Linked DNA regions of Homo sapiens: region 2 is linked to region 1. A link is an interaction called in ENCODE POLR2A ChIA-PET data of the cell type or tissue named here. Cell type or tissue: PC-9. All regions are shown on one strand. Each heading gives the region's core, and the rest is flanking DNA. Links, peaks and the distances in the headings are about the cores only. Region 1 holds the start of B9D2 (B9 domain containing 2). Region 2 has its middle 13 kb from the start of LINC01480.

The links. Peaks named below come from ENCODE experiments on the same cell type or tissue, not always from the same donor. Only the 100,000 strongest peaks of a DNase experiment are listed, where the experiment ranks them.
Region 2: POLR2A ChIA-PET joins it to region 1 with 17 read pairs; 8 of 35 experiments call an interaction of 5 or more read pairs at or near these places.

Annotation. Positions count from the first base shown.
Region 1 is chr19:41,359,008-41,367,426 of GRCh38, forward strand. It overlaps B9D2 (B9 domain containing 2), which reads right to left and starts at 5,142. Exons shown (of 4, transcript NM_030578.4): 1 at 4,951-5,142; 2 at 4,425-4,516. The coding sequence starts at 4,512. It also overlaps a transcript of TMEM91 not described here. RefSeq lists an enhancer at 4,998-5,117. In PC-9, for the core only: a CTCF peak has its summit at 7,589; DNase peaks (open chromatin) are centred at 3,624, 4,924 and 5,224; H3K4me3 peaks cover 2,177 bases; H3K27ac peaks cover 1,561 bases.
Region 2 is chr19:41,544,579-41,552,997 of GRCh38, forward strand. It overlaps a transcript of CEACAM21 not described here. Among named protein-coding and RNA genes, the nearest start is that of LINC01480, 13 kb to the left of the region's middle. In PC-9, for the core only: no CTCF peak of the experiment used is centred there; no DNase peak of the experiment used is centred there; H3K27me3 peaks cover 7,808 bases.

The DNA.
Region 1 (8,419 bases), core at 252-8,251:
GGTGGCAGGTGCCTGTAATCCCAGGTACTCGGGAGGCTGAGGCACGAGAATCGCTGGAAAAGCTGCAGTGAGCCGAGATTGCACCACTGCACTCCAGCTGGTGTGACACAGTGAGACTCCATCTCAAAAAATGAACAAACAAGCCAGGCGCAGTGACTCACGCCTGTAATCTCAGCACTTTGGGAGGCTGAGGCGGGCTGATCACCTGAGGTCAGGAGTTTGAGACCAGCCCGGCCAACATGGCGAAATCCCATCTCTACTAAAAATACAAAAATTAGGATGGGCGCAGTGGCTCACATCTGTAATCCTAGCACTTTGGGAAGCCAAGGCAGGTGGATCACTTGAGGTCAGGGGTTCGAGACCAGCCTGGCCAAAATGGTAAAACTCTGTCTCTACTAAAAACACACACACACACACCCACAAAATTAGCCACGTCTGTAATCCCAGCACTTTGGGAGACTAAGGCAGGCAGATCACAAGGTCAAGAGATCGAGACCATCCTGGCCAACATTCTGAAACCCTATCTCTACTAAAAAAATACAAAAATTAGCTGGGTGTGGTGGCGCACGCCCATAGTCCCAGCTACTCAGGAGGCTGAGGCAGGAGAATCACTTGAACCCAGGAGGCGGAGGTTGCAGTGAGCCAAGATGGTCCCATTGCACTCCAGCCTGGGCAACAAGAGCGAAATTCCATCTAAAAAAAAAAAGAAAAGAAAAAAAGAAAATGCACCGAGTACTAACTAAATCCCAGATGCTATGCTAAGTACTTTAAGCATCCATTCATTTAATCCACCCTCTAGGACTCTTAATCCCCTCCTCACCCCCCAGTTTACAGACCCTCCACCATGGCCCACGTGGCCTGGCTCTTGCTCCCCTCCCTGAGTTCATCTCCCATCACTCTCCCCCTCCCTCATCACCCTCTGGCCTCACTGTCCCACTTCTGACTCCCCACCTCAGGGCCTTTGCACTGGCTGTTCCCTCTGCCTAGAAAGCTCTGCTCCTGGGTGTCCCCATCCCTAGCTTTTGTTTTCATCCTTCAGGGCCCAGCTCAAGTGCCACTTCCACAGAGGGGTTCTCCCTGACCCTCTTCACCAAACACTAGTCCCTGCCACATCATTTCTTTTCATCCTAGCACTTACCACTGTCTGGAATCACGGTGCTCCTTTCTTTTTTTGGGGGGGTGGGGGGAGACAAGATCTCCCTCTGTCACCCAGGCTGGAGTGCAGTGGCACAATCACAGCTCACTACAACCTTGACCTCCCAGGATCAAGCAATCCTCCCACCTCAACCTCCCAAGTAGTTGGGACGACAGGCACACAGCACTATGCTTTGCTAATTTTTTATTTATTTGTAGAGACGGGGGTCTCACTATGTTGCCCAGGCTGGTCTCAAACTCCTGGGCTCAAGTGATCCTCCTGCTCCAGTCTCCCAAAGTGCTGGCATTACAGGGGTGAGTCACCACACCCAACTGCACTCGTTTATCTGTTTATTTATTTTATTTTATTTATTTTTTTTTGAGACAGACTTTTGCTCTTGTTGCCCAAGCTGGAGTGCAATGGCACCATCTCGGCTCACTGCAACCTCCGCCTCCTGGGTTCAAGCGATTCTCCTGCCTCAGCCTCTCGAGTAGCTGGGATTACAGGCACACGCCGCCATGCCCAGCTAATTTTTTTTGTATTTTTAGTAGAAATGGGGTTTTACCATGTTAGCCAGGCTGGTCTCAAACTCCTGACCTCAGGTGATCTGCCCGCCTCGGACTCCCAAAGTGCTGGGATTACAGGCATGAGCCACCGCGCCTGGCCTGCTTATTTATTTTCTGTCTCCCCTACTGTATGGCCCAGGAAAACAGGGACCTTGCACACTGCTGGATCCCCAAGACCACAAACCCAGCTCTTGGTATACAGAAGGTGCTCAATAAATGTTTCTTGGACAAATAAGTGATCCTAGGAGGTGGGAGCTAATATAATCCCCATTTAACAGGTAAAGAAACAGGCTCTGAGAAGGTGAGTTCATGAACATTTATTCAGCACCTGCTATGTGCCAAGCACTGTTTTCCATGCTGGTGACATAGCAGTGACTATAGCAGACCAAGGTCCCATCATGGGACTGGATTCAGACTCAGCTCTAACTGCAGAGCCCAAGCCTTTCATCCAACTGCCTCAGTATTCTTGGCTGGATCAACATCCCCAGCAACTCCCTGAAATAATAAAAATCAGGTTAGTCATTACTCCCTTCTGGGCTGAGTTGAGGGAAGCACCAGGCCCTGCGTCAGGCTCCTTAAAAGCAAGATTTCCCAACAGCCCTATGAAGAACAAATGAGGAAACTGAGGCTCCAAGAGGGGACAGCCTCTGCCCAGGGTCACAGAGAAGGTGAGTGGTCCAACCTGGAAACCAAGTCTGACTCCAGAGCCTGCCCCTCATCCATCAGCTGGAGGGTTCCGATTTCCTGGGAATTTCAACTTCCACCTCACTTACCTGTAGAATCAAAAAGGACCCAGGGGCCAGGCGCAGTGGCTCACACCTGTAATCCCAGCACTTTGGAAGGCCTACGCAGGCGGATCACTTAAGGCCAGGAGTTCGAGACCAGCCTGGCCGACATGGTGAAACCCCATCTCTACTAAAAATACAAAAATTAGCTGGGTATGGTAGCGGGTGCCTGTAGTCCCAGCCACTCGGGAGGCTGACATAGGAGAATCGCTTGAACCCAGGAGGCAGAGATTGCAGTGAGCCGAGATCGTGCCACTGCACTCTAGCTTGGCTACAGAGTGAGACTCTGTCTCAAAAAAAAAAGGGCCAGGCGCAGTGGCTCACGCCTGTAATCCCAGCACTTTGGAAGGCCTACGCAGGCGGATCACTTAAGGCCAGGAGTTCAAGACCAGCCTGGCCGACATGGTGAAACCCCATCTCTACTAAAAATACAAAAATTAGCTGGGTATGGTAGCGGGTGCCTGTAGTCCCAGCCACTCGGGAGGCTGACATAGGAGAATCGCTTGAACCCAGGAGGCAGAGATTGCAGTGAGCCGAGATCGTGCCACTGCACTCTAGCTTGGCTACAGAGTGAGACTCTGTCTCAAAAAAAAAAAAAAAAAAAAAAGGGCCAGGCGCAGTGGCTCACGCCTGTAATCCCAGCACTTTGGGAGGCCGAGATGGGCAGATCACAAGGTCAGGAGATCGAGACCATCCTGGCTAACACAGTGAAACCCCATCTCTACTAAAAATACAAAAAAAAAAAAAATAGCCGGGCATGGTGGCGAGCGCCTGTAGTCCCAGCTATGCAGGAGGCTGAGGCAGGAGAATGGCATGAACCTGGAAGGCTGAGCTAGATTGCACCACTGCACTACAGCCTGGGAAACAGAACGAGTCTCAAAAAAAAAAAAAAAAAAAAAAAAGGGACTAGGACTCAGGCCTGAAGACATGATAATGCCAAATGGCCACATCTGTTTCATAGACATTCATCTGTGCCACGCAACAACATACCCCAGGCTTTACAAACAAGACCCCATCAAAGTCTTGTATAAGCCAGGCAAACACTGAATGAGCACTTCCTATTCCAGCCCTATTCCTATTCTAAGTGCTGTTGATACTCGTTTAGTACTCATGACAACTTCAACAGGTAAATATTTCTATGACTCTCATTGTACAAACAAGGAAGTCGAGGTGAAGAGAAGTGCCCAAGTTCACATAATCAGCCCAAGGGTGCCTTAACAAGCAATAACTGGTTTTGAACCCAGGCAGTCTGTGCTCTTAACCTCAAACCTGTGCTGCTTCTTAGCTACTATTAGCTTCACTTTGAAACAAGGAAACTGAGGCTCAAAGTGGTCGAGTCCAAAGGTCTCCAATTAATAGGTGGGGGAGTTAATATTTAAATGCAGATCTGGCAGCCCATGACCCTAACCATTACACTATACCATGACTCTATAGGGCCTCAGTTGGGGAAGCATGAACAAAATTACTTTCCTGGGACGTGGCGGCTCACGTTTTTAATCCTAGCACTTTGAGAGGCTGAAGTGGGTGGCCTGTTTGAGCGCAGGAGTTCGAGACCAGCCTGGGCAACATAGCGAGACCCTGTCTCTACAAAAAATAAAAAAAATTAGCCAGATTTGGTGGTGCGTGTCTGTAGTCCCAGCTTCTCAGGAGGCTGAGGCGGGAGGATCACTAGAGCCCGAGAGTTCGAGGCTGCACTGAGCTATGATCACACCACCTTACTCCAGCCCGGGCGCAGAGAGAGACCCTGTCTGTATCCCACCCCTCACACACACAAAGATGGGAGCTTGAGACTCATGTGGACAGGGTGTGGGCTGGGCCTGGAGTACTGAGAACTGATGGAAATGAGGTTAAGAGTCTGCGTTAAGGGGTGGAGGAAGGAGCATGTAGCCTCTAGGCTAGGGGTCTTGGTGTGGAAATGAACCAGGCTTGGGGGAATACCTGTGTGAATGCCCCACTTGCAGAAGAGGCTACTTTCCGAGAAACCGCTGGCCCCTATGATCTGCCCGATCACGTGCACCTCAGCCATGGCCCTGGGAGGGGAAAAATATAATCACAACCCTGTGAGGTAAGTGTATTATCTCCATTTGACGGGGGGGAAACTGAGGCCCAGCAAGTAAAGGGTAGTACTAGGATTCCAAGCTAGCTTCGTCACACCCCTGAGGCTGAGGTCTTGACCACAGATCCTAATTGCCAACCCATGAAAGCCTGGAAAAAATGGGGGGACCCTTGTCTGGGGAACCAGCATTTAACTCTGGGAAGTCCAAAATAACCTTTTCGGGTTCAGGTCGGCGGAAAGCCCCGCCCGAAGGGGCTATGGCTCCGCCCACGAGCGCAAAAGACCCGCCTTCCGCGTCACGCCAGCCACCCCGCTTCCCTCCCCCAGCAAGCTCCATAAGGCGCATGCGTTATGAGTTCAGGTCCGACTTAACCCCGCCTCTAAGCGCAGCGCATGCGTCATTCCTACCTTAGCGCACTTAACGGTTAGGAGAGGAGAAAGCGGCAACCGGGGTTGTAGTTCATGGGCTTGACTGCTTCTTTTCTCCGCGGGCGCCGACCAGGCCTGGCTCGCGCCTCTCCCAGGACCCGCCTGGCTGCGAGATATGTAAGCCGCGATACTTCCGCGACCGCGCTCGTCTTGGTTTCCGTGGTTGTTGCTGGGGCAACAGCAGGCTCCTCCCCTAGCTTTGTACTCGCTCTGCGCGCTACTAATTGGTGCTAGCCGTCTGCGGGGGGCGGGGTGAAGCTGTGATGGACATTTTCCTCCTCCGCTCCATTTTGGGAAAATAGCGTCTCTCCAGCTACGGCAAAGGGTTCCGCCATTTTGGGCGTGGCTAGGAAGCTGCCATGTTGAGTGTGGCTGAGGAAGTTTGAGTGCAGTTTCTCCCAGATACCTTCTTTACCAAAAAAGCAAATCCCTAACTGCTCCGTGCTGCGCCTACCCCACCGAAGAGCTCTCTGTGGTCCGGGATCACAAATCAGAGATTGAACCAGGACCAAGGGGGAATTCCTTCCAGGACCTCGTGTACATCCCCGGCCTTGTAACTGGAAAACAAAGCAAAAAAATCACTCCTCATTCAGAGAGTGGAGAAGTTGGGGAGTGGGTTCTGCTTCCGTTTTAGAGTTCCCCTAGGTTTCTCAAGGACAAGGAAGGAAGGAAGTTGGATAAGTCCAACTTCCTTCTCGGAGCTACTACCAAGTTCACTGTTACTGCTTGATTCTGAGCAAGGAGCGGTTGGGGTAGCGAAGAGAAATGAGGAACTAAGATTCCCTTATTTGCAGAAAATCCTCTTTCCTATTGATTGATTTATCAATCAAGAAATGGAGATGTTGTCCCTGGATGCCATCCTAGATGCCATCATTTCCCACATCAAGCCAGTCATCAGGTCCCATCAAGGCTCCTTAAAAGGGTCTCACTCTGTCACCCAGGCTGGAGTACGGTGGCTCGATCACAGCTCATTGCAGCCTCTTAACTCCTGGGTTCAAGGGATCCTCCTACCTCAGCCTCCCATGTAGCTGGTATCACAGACATGCACCACCACGGCTGGCTAATTCTTTTTTTTTTTTTTAAGAGATGGAGTCCTGCTATGTTGCTATGTTGCCCAGTCTTGTCTTGACCTCCTGGGCTCTAGCTATCCTCCCAGTTCTCCCTCCCAAACTGCCGGGATTACAGGCGTGAGCCACCCAGCCAGGCCAATAGATACAAAGTATTTACAAGCTACCATTGGCTAGGCGCGGTGGCTCATAACTGTAATCCCAGCCCTTTGGAAGGCTGAGGCGGGAAGAGCTCTTGAGGCCAGAAGTTCGAATATAGGGAGACCCCATTAATAATGCATATATCAACTAGTGAAGTATTCCATTGAATTGTTTAATATAAATGTTATCCTATTGAAATGTTGTACCCTCGTTATAATTTTGGTTTTTTACTTTTTGAGATGGCGTCTCCCCCTGTCATCCAGGCTGGAGTGCAGTGGTGCGATCCCAGCTCACTGCAATCTCTGCCTCCCGGGTTCAAGAGATTCTCCTGCCTCAGCCTCCCGAGTAGCTGGGACTACAGGCGTGCACCACCACACCCAGCTAATTTTTGTATTTTTAGTAGAGACGGGTTTTCACCATATTGGCCAGACCGGTCTCAAACTCCTGACCTCAGGTGGTCCACCCGCCTCAGCCTCCCAAAGTGCTGGGATTACAGGCGTTAGCCACCGTGACCGGCCGGGTTTTTTTTTTTTTTTTTTTTTTTGACAGAGTCTCCCTCTGTCGCCCAGGCTGGAGTGCAGTGGCATGATCTCTGCTCACCACAACCTCCGCCTCCCAGGTTCAAGCAATTCTTCTGTCTCAGCCTCCTTAGTAGCTGGGATTGCAGGCACCCACCACTATATCTAGCTAATGTTTGTGCTTTTAGTAGAGATGGAGTTCCACCATGTTGGTCAGGCTGGTCTCGAACTCCTGGCCTCATGTGATCCTTCTGCCTCAGCCTCCCAAAGTGCTGGGATTACAGGCATGAGCCACCTCGCCTGGGCCCAGCTACTTTTTGTATTTTCTTTTTTATTTTATTTATTTACTTTTTTTTTTTTTTTTTTTTGAGACAGAATCTTGCTCTGTTGCCCAGGCTGGAGTGAGCCTCTGCACCTGGCAGAGGTTTCACTTTTAAATGATCTTTCTGTCCTTTAAGCTGGAGCTGGGGAAAATGTATTTATTTATTTATTTATTTCTGGATGCTGTGTGGGTGAGGTAGACAGCTCTAACCTTTCAGCTCTTGGGGCCCCTGGTCCCCTAGTGGTGGCACCAGCCTTGCATTCTCTTTTCTCAAGCCCCCATTTTGTCCATCAGGAAATCTTACTGCCTCTACTTTTGAAATACACCCTAAATCCCACTTCTCACCTCTTTGTCGCCCTGCACCTTGATCTGTCCAAGTTCATCTATCACCTGGACTATGACAGGGACCTTGTCTCTGGGGTCCCCTTTGCCAACCCCTCTAGTTTGCACCCCACATGCAGCTGGAACCCTGTGAACACCTAAGTCAGGTCCCATCTGCTCAGACCCGTCCAGTGGTCCCCATTTCACTCAGGGTAAAAGCCAAAGTCTTATCATGCATGACAAGGCTCTCCACAACCTGGCTGGCACCTCCTGCCTCATTTTTGTATTTTTAGTAGAGACGGGGTTTCGCCATGTTGGCCAGGCAGGTCTCAAACTCCTGACCTCAGGTGATCTGCCCACCTTGGCCTCCCAAAGTGCTGAGATTACAGGCATGAGCCACTGCTCCCGGCTGAGGTCTTCATTCTGAAGGCTCCCATGTATACATGTTAAATAAAAGAAAATAAATTATCGTCAACTATAAATAATGAGATTCAGAAAATATGATTGAGGCCGGATTCGGTGGTTCATGCCCGTAATCCCAGCACTTTGGGAGGCCAAGGAGAGTGGATACCCTGAGGTCAGGAGTTCGAGACCAGCCTGGCCAACATATAGCGAAACCCTGTCTCTACTAAAAAATACCAAAACTAGATGGGTGTGGTGGCACATGCCTGTGGTGTCAGCTATTTGGGAAGCTGAGGCAGGAGCATCACTTGAACCTGGGAGGCAGCAGTTGCAGTGAGCCGAGATCACGCCACCGCACTTCAGCCTGGGCGACAGAGCCAGACTTCTACTCTCAAAAAAGAAAAAAAAGAAAAGAAAGGAAAATATGATTAACTATAGAGTTTATTCCAGGCTACAGGACCAGTACATATGTTACAACAGTTTCATTAGTACATCTTGCTATGCTGCAGGGAAGATTGCGTTAACATTCTGATAGGAGGAGGAGTACTCTTTCTTTCTTTCTTTCTCCTTTCTTTTTTCTTGAGATAAGATCTTGCTCTGGGGCTGGGCGCGGTGGCTCACGCCTGTAATCCCAGCACTTTGGGAGGTTGAGGCGGGCAAATCACGAGGTCAGGGGT
Region 2 (8,419 bases), core at 286-8,285, 190 kb after region 1:
GTAGGGAAAGGAAAGAGAGATCAGACTGTCACTGTGTCCATGTAGAAAGGAAAGACATAAGAGACTCCATTTTGAAAAAGACCTGTACTTTGAACAATGGCTTTGCTGAGATGTTGTTAATTTGTAGCTTTGCCCCAGCCACTTTGACCCAGCCACTTTGACCCAACTTGGAGCTCACAAAAACATGTGTTGTATGAAATCAAGGTTTAAGGGACCTAGGGCTGTGCAGGATGTGCCTTGTTAACAAAATATTTACAAGCAGTATACTTGGTAAAGGTCATTGCCATTCTCTAGTCTCAATAAACCAGGGGCACAATACACTGTGGAAAGCCGCAGGGACCTCTGCCCTTGAAAGCGGGGTATTGTCCAAGGTTTCTCCCCATGTGATAGTCTGAAATATGGCCTCATGGGATGAGAAGGACCTGACTGTCCCCCAGCCCAACACCCATAAAGGGTCTGTGCTGAGGTGGATTAGTAAAAGAGGAAAGCCTCTTGCAGTCGAGATGGAGGAAGGCCACTGTCTCCTGCTTGCCCCTCAGAACTGAATGTCTCGGTGTAAAACCCAATTGTACATTTGTTCAACTCTGAGATAGGAGAAAAGCTGCCCTGTGGCGGGAGGTGAGACATGTTTGCAGTAATACTGCCTTGTTATTCTTTACTCCACTGAGATGTTTGGGTGGAGAGAAACATAAATCTGGCCTGAGTGCACGTCCAGGCATAGTACTTTCCCTTGAACTTAATTATGATATAGATTCTTTTGCTCACATGTTTTTCATTGACCTTCTCCTTATTATCACCCTGCTCTCCTACTACATTCCTTTTTGCTGAAATAATGAAAATAATAATCAATAAAAACTGAGGAAACTCAGAGGCCGGTGCCGGTGCAGGCCCTTGGTGTGCTGAGTGCTGGTCCCCTGGACCCACTGTTGTTTCTTTATACTTTGTCTCTGTGTCTTATTTCTTTTCTCTGTCTCTCCTCCCACCCAACTAGAAATACCCACAGGTGTGGAGAGGCAGGCCACCCCTTCAAATATATAGGACCCAGAACCAGTCCATTGGGGAGGAAGCTTTCAAGGGACACATTTTGGCTGGGAAGGAGGACAGTGAAGCTCTCCAGCCAGGGAGGACGCCTGGCAGTCACAGTGATCTCGGAGGGGCCCTGCACACTTCCACCACTTCCGGTTCCTCGATTCCTCTCCACCACACCCATTTTCTGAGTTCTCCTGGGCACCAGGCACTGGAAGCCGTTCCTGCTCTCATTCCTCACCCCCCTTTTCTTCATTCTTCAGGGCACGACATTCTCCAACATGTTCACATCCCTCAATTTTCCTTCCCCACCTGTCTGGAGTCTGAAGCTCCAGGCACTGCAAGGATGTGAGTTGGGGACCTGTTTGTTCTCCCCGTTTTACTGGATCTTTCAGGGTCTCCATTGTCCAACTTACTAGGAGCCCTGAATGCTTGCCGACTCTACCCCATCTGCTCCATTCTGTGGGCTGTGTCCTCTCTCAAACCTCCCAGGTCTTTCAGGCCCAGGCCCCCTCCTCCACTTGCTTGTGCCCAGGCTCCTACCCAGCCTCTGCTAGGATCCAGTATTGTCAACAATAAATAGATCTCCTTGGAATCAGGGTAACTGGCAAGCTCGGTTGAAGGACGTATGAGAGGATGGAGGTGGAGAGTTCACTCTCCCAAAGTGCCCCTCACACACACACGCAATGGGGACAATGCCAGAGCCTGACCTTATTTCACAGCAAGCTGCCCAAATCTCACCTTGCTCAGTGCTGGACACTGAAAACACTGACCCTCCCAGTGAAAGCTGCTCTCCTCTGTTCTTAGTCCCCACGCCAGGCCACTCTGCATTCTGTACCCTTCCCCCAGGCTGGTGTCCCAGACCGTACTTTACCCAGAGAGCCCTGCCCTCAAACTCACTTCCTCTCCGGACAGGCTTTCTGCCTTAAGCTGCGCTTCTTCCTCGGTGGTAGCAGGAGGCCTTCCTCTCCCTCCTCCCTCTATGATTTCTTGCACCTAAATGAATCTAACCTTGCTCTCACCTTTGTCCCTTGTGCCCTAACTTCTGTTGACACCTTCATCTGGTGCCCCTGACATAACCCTGGGGCTCCTGAGCCCTGGGACATTTGTATCTAGACAACCACGAGCCTAACACCCTAAACAGACACAGGCATAGACACACACACACACACACACACACACACACCCAGCACCAAAGCTGCTCCTACCCCAGTCACACTGGAATTAGATGAAAACCCCAGGCTTTGGACTCCTTGGCTGTGAGGGTCTTCCTGGAAAGAGCCAGGTCCAGCTGCATTTTCTCATACCCTGAAATCGCACCACTACACCCCAGCCTGAGCAACAGAGCCAGACTCCATCATTTAAAAAAAAAAAAAAAGTACCCAAAAGAGTTCCAGAATAAGATAAAAATGGTTTACATACAATCTCGCTATCTGGGAATATAAAGTGCAGTTACTAAAAGCAGGGAATCTCTTTCCTGAAACTATTTCTAACTCTGTGAGGAGCTGCTAGATTCTACAGTGCCTGACAGACAGCTCTCAAGGGCCGTTTGGCTTGTGAATGGCATTTCCAAGGCAAACATCTTGTTTGAAAGCTGCTGCTCTGGTTAAAGAAGGGTCATGAAAGTCTTTTTTTTTTTCCAGTTATTTGGGTGAAGTATGTTTTTGCGAGCAAATTTACCTTTCCCTCTGCGTTCTCCACATTTTGGGTTGTGATTTTATGACAATATAGTTTGTATATTCAACTTATACATATTTATAGTGTTCAGTAAGAGCCTTTTAAAATAAAACAATTGAACACATTGGTTATTTTCACAAGACTCTAACCAAAATAGTATATTTTTAGGTAAAAACCCAGGAAAATTAACTCAAAAGTAGCCTATATGGCCGATGAATTCTTGCTGCATTTTATGCAAATTATCAGGCCAAGTGTAATAAGCCTAAAATTGATTTTGCACACAAATTGGTCTTACTGTAATTTCTCTTTAATAGGAAAAATAGGGGGCTACAGACCAACCAGGATCTTCATGAGGACCAGTGAGCACAGGAGTAGGAAAGGGGTCACTAGCATCACTGAGATGCAGGTGGTGGCCATTCCTCATAGAAAACGAGATTTTTGGGGAACCTCCCATAGTGCTGAGCTCCATAGTGCCCACGGGGATGACAGAATCTGAGAATGGCTGGGACCAGGACTTTTGTCATCAAAAGCCAGCTGGAGGGTATAGGCAGTAAAATTGGAATGCAGCAAAGGGAGGCTGACCTGCAAAGCACTAGGAGGGATCTCATAAAACCTGTTACCCTTAGAGGCAAGACAGGTGGAAAAAGAGTAAGTATGTCACTTAGTAGACATAATCAAGAGGAGCAGAAAGCCAAGGTCAGCTGTCCGCCATAGAATGTCATGATCCCTTGCTCAGTGAAGACCTGAGACAGTCCTCACACCACTATATGTTTTTCTTTTTATAACCTTTATTAAAATACAGTTTATTTTTTCATTTACTTGGCACATTTGTATAATTGTGAAATTGTTTTCTTAGTAGTTTTAGTTACATATACTCAGTATAATGTTAGCTTTTAGGAACCCCTCTTTAGTAAAAATAAAACAAAAACGTAAGCAATTTTAATTGGTAGGAGTTGCAGAGCCCACAGCAAAGGACAGAGCTGTGGAAAATGTCTGACTCTTCCCAGCACGGAGTCGGGCCGTGGCTCCTTTCACATGTCCCCAGACCTCAGCTAGAATTGAATGCTCTAAAACAGACAGGCCAGATGATTATTTAAAATGTTTTGGAAACAGTTTTTGACCTGCAAATATTTAGTAATGGCAATATTTCACATGTCTCATGTGGACAAAATGTCTACATTGTGAAGATATTTTTCTTTTACTTTACTAATAATTTTTAAAACTGACTTTATTGTTTTAAGTTTTGTAAAGTCACATGAACTAAAAGGCAATTGAGTTAACGTTTCAATTTTTCTGATAAAGACTTGATTGAAGTGTTTATTTTTAAGCCAATGAATGAGAGATTTATCATATATTTTGAAGTGAAACGCTATATACACATGACTCATCTAAATATACAGACTGAGGTCAATTTTATAGATTTAGAACTTTTTTTATTTGTTGGGCTTTTAATATTTTTTAAAAGCTTTACATCCTTTATTTTTGATAATTTGTGATTTCCCTGGTGCAATTATTTGGAGCCCACAGCAGTTGGGATCTGTGTATGCAGCAGAGGGTGCCCCTCCAAGCCTCTGGCTCTCTAAGGCCTCCTTCCATTTCAAGGGTAATTAAAATAAGGCTGATTGTTAGGGATTCTGGTGTGATGAACCCCAGCCCTCTCCCACTTCTGGGGGCTAAGTGTTTACATGCCATCGCCCTTTGTTCCCCTACTGGGCCTCACATCACCTTCTTCCTCTTCTGGACTCAAATCTCTCTCTGCTTCCCCTTCCTAAGGACACTTGGGATTTCACGAGGGTCTAGCTAGATAAGCCGGGAGAACCTCCCACTGTTAAGATAATTAACTTCCTCACATTCACAAAAGCTCCTTTGCCACAGAAAGTCACTCTCACAGGCTACAGGTCATAGTTCGCAGTTACAGGAACTTGAAAATATTCTGCCTTCAAGTCCACCAGCTTTTGTAAAAAGCATCTGTTTCCTGTCCTGTGTAGTTGAGCACACTAAAGTCTTGTTCCCTTAGTCATTCCTCCTTCTGCTGCCCCTGTGGGGAGGGTCTTGCTGCCTGTACCCACCTCTGACATTTGCACTCTTAGACAACATAGCCGCTAATTTGTTGGAAAGGCGTTAAATTAAAAAAAAAAAAGTGCTATTTACCGCCTCCCTCTTTGACAGAAGACTGTCTGTCAAAGTAACCCCGCCCCAAGTGACTTTTTAAGGGGTGGCTCACCAGGAGGGAGTCAGAGCAGAACTTGGACTGAGTCCTGCAGGACACAGGTATTAGCTTTTCTCTTTTATTTGCTTTATGTTTCATTTACTTCTTTGGATCGAATAGCTCCAATTGTATTGCTGTTATTTGGTTTTTCATTTTGTTGTTGGGTTTTTTGATGTGGTGTTTTTTTGTTTTGTTTTGTTTCTTTTTGTCTTTTTAGAAAGAGGGTTTCCCTCTATTGCCCTGGCTGGAGTACAGTGGTGGAATCACTGTTCACTACAGCCTCCAACTTATTCCTGGGCTCAAGCAATCCTTCTGTCTCCATCTCCTGAGCAGCTGGGACTCTAGGCATTTGCCACCGTGCCCAATTTTTTTTTAATTCCTTTTTAAAAATATTTTAATCCTTTCCGGAAAAAAATATGTTTTCCATGGACTTGCTTATTTCCTTTATACAGTCCATTGTCGTTGAATTCTTATTTGAATTTGTGATACACCCTCTCATAGGGAACATAACAAATTTCCTCCCACAGCAATTAATGACGAGTGCGATGAGAAGCATAATGACAATGATTAACTTGATAATTAAAAATCTAATCAACCAACTGTTGATGATTGTACTAAACAAAATAATTTCATTTTTACACAACCAGTTGTATGTGAACTATGTTGAAAACAGGATGCATGACTGGCGGCCAGAACAAAGAAGTTTGGTTTAATTTCTATCTATACACCCAGTAAAATATCTGTAATACCACTGGAAAACCTTAAAATACATTATCTATTTCTTGTAAAAGAATGATGAAATGTGAATTTGAACAGCATAAATATGTACAAGTATCTCTTCTCAACGGAAAAAATTATGTTTGTGGATGAAATATGAACCGAGTTTGTGGATGAAATATGAGCAGCATGAATATGCACAGATATCTCTCCTCAATGGAAAAAATCACGTACAAAATATAAGAACCCAGTTTGTGGATGCGTGAATAATGATAAATTGAGGCCGGGCGCGGTGGCTCACGCCTGTAATCCCAGCACTTTGGGAGGCTGAGATGGGCGGATGACCCGAGGTCCGGAGCTCAAATCCAGCTCGACCAATGCGGTGAAACCCCATCTCTAGTAAAAATACGAAAATTAGCCGGGTGTGGTGGCGCATGCCTGTAATCCCAGCTACTCGGGAAGCTGAGGCAGGAGAAATGCTTGAACCCTGGAGGTGGAGGTTAATAGTGTGCCCAGATCGCACGACTGCACTCCAGACTGGGTAACAGAGTGAGACTCCGCTTCAAAAAAACAAAAAACAAAGAATAATAATAATAACGATAAATCCTATATGTTACGGTAAAAATCTTCATGAGAACAAATTTACTATCATTTTTTCTACTGAATGGATGATCATGAAAAGGAATTTATTTTTATTTCGTATGATGGACTGAGCATCATGAAAAAAAATACTACCTTTTGGATTGTTGAACTTCCATCCTGAGAAATTTACTATTGTGCTGCATGCTGCAGTGATGATCTTGTGATCTCAGCAATGCCCATGGGGCAATTTACATCGGGACTCGTTTCATCTCTAGACCTTCACTTACCTGAGAAAGACAAGTGTCTTTTGATAAATAAAATATTGTTAAATGCAATGTTGCCTCATGATTTTTTTTTTCTTTTCCTTTTCCTTTTTTTTTTTTTTTTTAGATGTAGTTTCACTCTTCTTGCCCAGGCTGGAGTGTAATGGTGCGATCTTGGCTCGCTGCAATCTCTGTCTCCCAGGTTTAAGTGATTCTCCTGCCTCAGCCTCCTGAGTAGTTGAGATTACAGGTACACACCACAATGCCCAGTGAACTTTGTATTTTTAGTAGAGTCGAGGTTTCACCATGTTGGCCTCGCTGGTCTCGAACTCCCGACCTCAGGTGATCCACCTCCTGGGCCTCCCAAAGTGCTGGGATTACAGGCATGGGCTACCACGTTCAGCCATGATTGTTTCCAGGGTGATTTGCTACACATGTTGGGGTGAGTCTCTGGGTTGTGTGCCGAGCAGGGGAGGCTCTCAATATGGAGAGAACCCGTGAAGTGGGGGAGGAGGTTTCCATGGGGTCTGAGAGGCTGAGGGCCATGAGCCTGCCTGGGTTTAGGAAATGGGAATGTTTCACAGGGTGAACTTGGGGTTTGAGTCCTGAGGGTGTTTGAGAACTTTTTTCTTCAGGAGGGGAAGCTTCAGGGGAAATAAAGACAATCCTGGATGCCTCAAGGGGCATTTCCTAATTTCAGAAAAATCAAACCAGGAACAGTATGAAAATGGCCTCCTTGAAGACGGTGTTCCCTGAGTACCTAGAACCCAAAACCGGTCAGTTGGGGAGGAAGCCTTCAAGGGCCACATTTTGGCTGGGAAGGAGGACAGTGAAGCTCTACCGCCAGGCAGGAAGCCCAGCCAGTGTGTTCCCAGACCAAACTCAGGGTCTGGCTGCTATTTCTCACGGCCCAATAACGAGATGCAGATAAACTGGGGAGGAAGAGAGTTTTTTATTTCTGGAACCGGTTACAGAGAGAAGGCCCAGAAAATATCTCCAGACCAACTGTAAATTACAAGGTTTTCCAGAGCTTATATATTTTCTAAGATGTATGTCTACGTGTCAGTGTGCATTTATCTAAAGATATAAGTGATTAACTTCTTTTAATCTGTAACTCTAGTCTAAGTCTTGGAGACCTTTCTCTGGAGCCTCAGTACATTTACTTAAATCTAAATGAGTCCAGGTGCTGGGGCTATTACCCTGACCTTGTCTCCTGCTCAATCACAGAGGTTTGGGGGGGGTTCCTTTAGACCCCCAATGAACTTGTTTGTGGAGGCCTGGCGAGTTTCTTCAGACCCCCAATTAAATTTGTTTAATCCTAAACAGGTCTGGTTAAGAATTCCTTCTTTGTTTTGTCATGCTGTAAGGCCCAGGAAAGGCCTAGGTAAAACCCTTGGTGGGCTTTTGTTACATTCTAGCCTTTGTAGAAAGGCGCTGGCACTTTCAGCTTTTGATACTGAACTTAACCACTCAGTCAGTACTGAAGTAGTTGTGATGGGGACCTCCATTAGTGAAATCTGGCCTGCCACAATCCCCACTGTCAATTTGCGCATGATTTCTATCATGCTTGTATATTTATTTATCACAAGAATCATAGGGAGATGGAGCATTGTAATCTTTCTGGCTACTTCCTGCTGAGAGGGGGTCATCGTTATGGGGCACCGAATGCAGCACTGGAGTGGAAAAAGTCGATTTGTTCCCAGTAGCACTCTCTGTTTCGGGGGTGTAGAGGCAGCACCTGCTAAAACATAATAGTAGGCAACAGCAACACATATAAATAGGTTGCTGCTACTTCCTTCAGAAGTTTCGGTTGTCTAGTCTTCAGTTCACAGGGCTTTAAGAAAGCACAGCTTAGGTTTCAGTGATTTCCAATTAAGAAAAATGGGGAAAAAGGGAAAGAAAAAGGAAACAAATGAAAAGATTATTTAGGAGACTTGTAGCCAGA